2 separate regions of the Homo sapiens genome follow, and region 1 is linked to region 2. Evidence: chromatin contacts called from ENCODE Hi-C or POLR2A ChIA-PET data. All regions are on one chromosome and are shown on one strand. Each heading gives the region's core, a stretch centred on a gene start or an enhancer-like site at or near the end of the contact. The rest is flanking DNA. Distances are from core to core; before and after follow the strand shown.

Region 1 (3,488 bases), core at 803-3,302, 98 kb after region 2:
CCTTTGAGCCCAGGGTGGAGGTTGAGTCTCTGTGCTGTTGGTCACGAATTCTGTTTGGGCTTCTGCGAAGGCATGCCTTGCCCCGCCCTGGAGGTGTCGACAGAGTGGCCGGGAAATTTAGGTCAGCTCTGGGCAAGTCCCTGCAGGTGGGATCTAGTGACAGGAGAGACGGGCCTGGCTGTCAGCCGTGAGCTCTGCTGGGGACTGAGCACCCACTCGGATGACACATCCCCATTTCCTGGGCCCGCCCAGAAACCCTTCCCCTGGAGACAATGCGCTGTGAGTGGGCGTGGGAGCTGAGGAGCCCCTGGACCCAGCACTGCTGTCCGACTGCAGGCTGCCGCTTTGCCCTCATTCCCTGGGGCCTGGACCGGCTCGGCTCGTGGGGCCCCCTGCCTCTGATTCTTCAGTCAGTGACTTCTCTGAAGTGCCGGTCCAGCTGACCTGGGACCCTCTGTGGGATCTCTGCTCAAAGCACAGGCCTCCTGCTCAAAAGCCCCCTCCTCGGAGAGGCCTTCCCTGGCTCCTCAGAGCACTCCGGCCCCTCCACCCCCACCAGCTGCACCGTCCCTTGGGATGTTCACAGCACAGACACAGGCACAGTCCCGGAGGGGGTGGCTACGTTGTGTTTGTTTGATGAGGAATAAATAAATGATGTTGGGTAAACCCTCCCAGTTAGTAGACTCCTCCTCTCACCCCCTGAAAGCTTAGACTAAGGGTCTCTTAGGCTTCTGCCAGTGAGGAGTCCAAAAGGGACAAGAGGCTTCAAAAAGAGGACAAGCCCCCAGTGGACTCCACTCAAGCTGGGCTCCGAGAGGCTTAGGAGGCTTCCAGGTTCCACTGGCAGTGGGTATGAAAATCCCTTTGCTACAAGTATTCTGAAGCCATGCCTGAATTTCTCCCATTCATTCACTCATTCATTCACTCTTCATTCATTCATTCATTCATTCATTCATTCATTCATTCATGCCTGCCTGCTCATCTATGCTTGAGTGGAACAGGCCCAGCTGATGTCCTGTGTGTACCCGGCACAGCTGCCACAGCTCCCAGCCCATCCACTCTGCCAGCCCACCTGGCCCCACAGGGCCAGGCCTGCAGGTGTCCTCTCCCAGGCAGGGGGCAGAGGAGGCAGCTCACTTCAAAGGGCCCCTGGCTTTGCCTGGGTCACAGTCTGGAGCTCCCCACTAAGAGCCGAGAAGCGTGGCCCTACAGAGGGTCCCAAAGCCTGAGGAAGGGAAGATAGGGAACTGCCCAGAATTGGGTAGCACTACTTCCCCATTTTACAGACGAGGAAACTACAACTTAGAGAGAAGAGGTTTCTGGCCCAAAGTCACACAAAGTCAAAATTGGACCCTGGTCAACATGGAAGGGGAGGGAGTGGAAAAGAGATGGCAGGGGAATGGAAGGGAAGGAAGAGAAAAGAAGTCTCTGGAATCGGCATGGGAAATGAAGAGACTCCCCCAAGGCCCTGTCCTCATTTACCCTCTGCGCCTGGCCCTTCCCTGCCCTGCCGGCTGGATGTCCAGGGACCCACCCAGCCCGACCTGCTCTCTGCCGCGCTGCTCACACTCGGCTGCTGTGCGCTCCTGCCCTCTGGTGGCAAGATCTGGAAGCGCGTTGTCACTGCATCCCAGCACCTCTAGAGGGGAAACTAGGAGCAAGTCAGTTCACCACCCACTGTGTGCAAGACACTGAGCTGGAGACCTAGGGAGGAGGGAACACAGCCCCGTTTCTGAGAGTGCAAAGTTTAGGGGACAAGACAGACAGGCAAACAGACCACGGCAACACAATGAGATAGGGACTTGGCTGGGGGAAGCTCAGGTTGTTTTAAACCTAAAACAAGCAGCCCCCAAATCTATGAGGAAGAGCCTGCCTAGCAGAAGGTCCCACCATGCCCAGGAACATTTGGGCAGCACCTGCTCTGAGGGCTCTGGGCTGCCTGGCTGGGGTGGGACAGACCCAGAGTCCTTTCTGATCTGTCTGCAGCGAGAGCCCTGGAGCCAGAGGGGACCCGAGGAGGTTTGCAGGCTGTGGTCTGGGCAGGAAGGAAGGGCTGAGGTCCCCACCCTTCTTCTCCCTTTCTTAACCTAGTGCAGACCCAGCTGAAGCCAGCCTCACAGGGTTAACAAGAACTGCGGACAGTCATATAGCTATAATTAAGCATTCATCAGGCTGTACTTTGACCCACTTCCTTGTAACCAAAAGTCACGTAGCCCTAGGTACGGACAGTTCACATCCCCATGGTTCCTATTGATAGGATCTCTGACCTTAGAATCATAGGAATTTTGTTTAAGAATTGCTTAAGCAGATCCTGAATTCCATCAGAACAGCTGATGCCAACCAGCTCGAAGACCCCCACAGAGGAACGGAATCCGCGTGACAGTGAGGTTTCTTCATCTCCTTGTCCCGTGACTGCACTCTTCGACCAATCAAGGACCTCCACACTTTGACCCACTTCAAAACCCTTAAAAATTCGAGCCCCGAACTCCCTGGGGAGATGATGGATTGGGGGTTTCCTCCCATCTCCTCACTTGGTGGCCCTGCATTGATTAGACCTCTCTCTCTGCTGCAATGCGGCATCTTGCATATTGACTTCCTGCACGGGTCAGGCCATGAACCTATTACGGTTCCAGAGCTTCAGGCTGGAGAGGCAGAGTGACAAGAGGGTTCAGTAGAAGGCTGGGAGCCAGACTGCCTGGGGTCTTAACAGCAATTGCGTCCTCTGGGCTTCAGTTTTCTCTTGTGTGAAAAGGTAATAAGAACAGTGCCCACCTCTGAGGGTCGCCCTGAGGGTTAAACACACTGATACAGAGAAAGTGGGCAGAATGGTGTTTGGCCCATGGTCAGGGCTGATCATATCTGCTCTTGCCAATAATGCCAACTCACCAGCATCCAGCCCTCCTTTCTTTGGAAGAGTTTCCCATCTCACTCTCATGGCAGATAGTACCACCCAGAGTAGGTGCAGAGGCCCAGAGAGAGGAGGTGTCTCACGTGAGGTCACTGGGCGAGCAGCAACTGTGTTGAGCCTGGCACCCAGGCCTCTGGGCCTAGAGGTTGCAGCCTGGATTCCCAGCCCCCTTGTGTACCTTCTGGGCATCCCTGACTTCCGAGTCCCTGAACTGCCCTCCTCAGTGAGGAGTCTACTTTGCTACTTATTAACAGACTCTCTCACAGGACTGCTGGGCAGGTGCAGCCAGTTTCAGAGTCGCAGCATCCATAGCATTTGCTGAAGCATTGGCTACAGGCAACACCTGTATTGCATTTGTCTTCCTGGAAGATAATGAGCTCTAAAGCTTCACTGTGAAAAGTGTGGTCCCTGAGCCAGCAGCATTGGCCTCACCTGGGAGCTGGTTAGAACTGCACAATCATAGGCCCCTCCCAGACCTACAGAACTGGAATCTGCAGTTTAATGAGAGCCCCAGGCAGTATGTGTGCACCTTACCGATTGCCAGGGAAGGGTGTCTTAAGCAAATGGACTAAAGTGGGAG
Region 2 (3,305 bases), core at 273-2,772:
CCACTGAGCTGCACACTTACAAATGGCTAAAATGGTAACTTTTATGTATATTTTGCCACCAAAAAAAGTATAAAATGGAACCTAAGTTCTCAGACAAGGTGGCAGGAGAAAAAAAAAAAGAAAAAAGGAATGTAAGTAATGTCTGTCTAAAGGAAAAAAAAAACACATGTTAAAGAGGTCATAATTAGAAGTGTAATAAAGCTGGAAATTTAAAAAATTCAGCATATATGAAATCTACAGACATTCAAAATCTATACCACTTGCTAATATCTACTTTTATCTTACACGAAACCTCTTATAAATACACTTTTGGGGGAAATACGGAGTTATTAAACTATAATTATTAAAAATGTAACACCAAGATATGTGTCTACATTTCCCAGAATAAGAAGCCTGCCAGAATCTTCTCCATTAGATACACTGTACTCTGTCAATGACTTACAGAGAGAGGAAGGATACTTCTATCTTTTCAGCCTTGATTTTCACTGTTTTCATATATGTTAAACTCACAGACCAGTTTCTCAATAGATATAGTTCCCAAACAGTTTTAAACAGAATCCTGTTTAAAACAACACATACTTAATAAGGTATAACAGCATTTTGTTTTATACTGACCCTTTGGTTATCTGCTAATTCTACCTCAAATCTTCTGTGGAACAAGGTGGAATAACAAAAGACAGACATAGAGATAAGGCTTATATAATGCACTGCTCAAAGCGTAATCTCCATCAGAATCACTTGCAAGATGCTTACGAAAAACATCTTCTTAGAGCCCACACTATACTTAACTGAATCAATTTCTGACACTGGGTCTAAGAATCTGCAGTTTAAACAAGCTCTCCAGGATATTCTTATGCATACTAAAGCCTGAGAGCCTCTAGAGATTAATGAAATTGCTATGGATCCCCAGAAAACAGAATATGCCGGTTGTAGGAAACAAAAAATAAAATGCAGAGGCTACTTTTCTTGTAGACAGGAGGAAGTGCTCAGATAGTTTTACTCTCCAAGTTTGGAAAGAGAAGCACACATACACATTCCAGTGAGGCTGAGATGATGGTAGCTGGGGGCGGGGTGGGGGGTTGGGGGAAGTGGGCCAGGAACACAAGAAAACACCAGCTGGCTTCTCTCCCTCATGCTGTCTGGGAGGGAAGAGTAGAAATGAGGGAACCTGATCATTATGTTCACTTCAACTTCCCTCAAGTAGATTTGAAACCTGTCAGGTTATTATTCTAATAAAGATTGTACAAAAAATCCCAAGCATTACATGTGGCCTACAGAGTAAGAAGGTGAACAAATCTAGAGTCAGGTTTGAAGATTCTGGGCAGATCAAAACAATCCAATAAGGCCCTCATTTGAAGGTGCTTAAGAAGTGACTGACAGCTCTGGACGAGTCTTTTTCTTCCTTCAACCAAAAGAAACCCAGTTTCACAAAGGGTGTAAGATTGCTCCAAGCAAAATGAATCATCCTGGCTAAGTGCCACGCAGTGGGTTTGGCTGACCCAGTATTACATCTTTTCTTTTTACTCATTCAGGGAGAAGATCAGAATGCTGTTGATCAACATTCAAAATATTGGAGATGTACTTCAGAACAAATTTCCAGTTTCCTCTTTATCCCTTCTTGCTGCGTCTAGTGAGGGATGATGAAATGACTAATTCTTGAGAGGACTGAGAAACACTGCCAAGGACTGTGGTAGAATAGTATCTATGTTACATATTATCTATTTTTAAACTGATCTGTAGGTTTAAAATATATCAAGAAAATCAAGGCTGAAAAGATAGAAGTAGCCCTATTTTAAGTCACTGACAGAATAAATTGTATCTAATACAGACAAGTATATCTAGACCCAATACTTTGGTTCAATCAGTGATCTGATTATTTGGTATGCTGTGAAGAGATGGTGCCCCTGAAAGGTACTAGATTTTCAGTTTATTCTACCAGGTAAACTGAAAGATTTTTGCTAGAAGTAAATAGGGCTTCAAGTCAGCACCATACTCCAGAAAGTTGAGTCACAAATGAAGCAGCAGAAGAGGCAGAGGCAGAAAAAGGAGAAGAGGGTTATCTCCAAATTAATTTAAGTAAATGAAATGAACTGGCTATCTACTTGGGCTCAGGAATCACAACTCAGAAAAAGGAGATGGCTGGAAAGACTAAAATTTAATTTGCACACCTATCTCCTCTCCTGAGCTCTGCTCTGCTCTTAAGTCAGGATAATGGCAGGAAGACTCAGACTCTCATGGCCTGCTTAGAAAAAGAAAAACCACATCAACACTCTCTGTATTCCATGTCCCTCTGCTTTAAGTGAGTTTTGCCAGATTTGTTGTTATTAAGACAGAGGGGCCACTGAAATACTAACAGAACAACTTAATGGAAAGAAAGCTCAGCTGGGATAAAGGTTTGAAAAGGGTTTTTAAAGCTTTTTTTTTTTTTTTTTTTTTTGGTTTTTAGATGTGCTCTCAACTTTCTGGAATAACAAAAATAAAACAAAACCAAACACAGAAGGAAAACAGTCCCCAGCAGCCCACACACAAAACTCCACTGGCATATCTTCATCGCCATCTCCTAGCACAATTGCACCTTTTGTCATTTCTGGTGGAGGTACAGCTGCTGAAGAAGCCAAGACTTAGCGGAGAAAGCTAAGGCATGGAAGGGGGGAAGAAAATGCTTCCTTTGTTAATGAAAAGCCGTTTCCATTTAAAAGTTTCAACATACTATAGAATAGTGAATGCACTTTTGTGAGCAATAGCAAAAAGCACACAATGAAGAAAAGCTGCCTGTCAATTAAATCAACAGTCATCTGAAGGCAACACAAACCTCCTCTTCTTGAAAAAAGAGGGAAGGAAGGGAGGGAAGCAGGGAGGGAGTGTGGACATTTACTACACTTGGCTGAGGATGTGTCTAAAAGGAATAATAAATGTGACATACAGGGCTTCTCGAGTGATACAGGTCCATTTCATTACAATAGTAAGAAATCACAAGTTTAACATGTTTTTTAAAAGACCACAAAGCTACAATAAATTGTTCCAGCATGCATTAAAAACGGAGTGCTTGGGAAAGCATTTTATTGAATTTCACAAATATTACAGCGAGTTTACTTTCCTTCGTGAAGCAATACTTTAAGACAGGTAAGGACAGGCTAGAGTTTCTGTTACACAACAGCAGGCTCCTGTGATAAACCTGATTACAATACCCTGTCAGAGGCAAACTTCCTGCTCAGCTATTTAAAAAAAAAAAAAAAAAAAAAAAGAGTGCAGTGCCTCACCCTTACTTATTCTTATTGTTGTTTTGAGGCAGATTCAACTGAGAA

Evidence for each region. Hi-C counts contacts between places; a loop is a spot of excess contacts on that map. ChIA-PET counts read pairs that join two places held with the same protein, here RNA polymerase II (POLR2A). Pooled maps may share reads with other maps.
Region 1: a map of mammary epithelial cell shows a loop between it and region 2 (7-fold over the local background). The contact joins two enhancer-like sites. A Hi-C loop is called at or near these places in 1 of 168 maps with a recorded cell type or tissue (mammary epithelial cell) and 3 of 50 pooled maps. POLR2A ChIA-PET finds 5 or more read pairs at or near these places in 7 of 52 experiments (A549, MCF 10A, PC-9 and 3 more).

What each region holds. Positions count from the first base shown.
Region 1 is chr2:9,797,960-9,801,447 of GRCh38, reverse strand. No RefSeq gene overlaps it. Among named protein-coding and RNA genes, the nearest start is that of TAF1B, 44 kb to the left of the region's middle. RefSeq lists a silencer at 334-628 and enhancers at 1-796, 797-1,632. Within about 2 kb of position 2,052, at least 13 of the 41 ENCODE cell types and tissues checked have a DNase peak (open chromatin) inside an H3K27ac peak, as active enhancers do; they include PC-9, where a contact is called at or near this core.
Region 2 is chr2:9,895,753-9,899,057 of GRCh38, reverse strand. The region is part of intron 8 of TAF1B (TATA-box binding protein associated factor, RNA polymerase I subunit B); the gene reads right to left. Among named protein-coding and RNA genes, the nearest start is that of TAF1B, 54 kb to the right of the region's middle. Within about 2 kb of position 1,522, at least 15 of the 41 ENCODE cell types and tissues checked have a DNase peak (open chromatin) inside an H3K27ac peak, as active enhancers do; they include PC-9, where a contact is called at or near this core.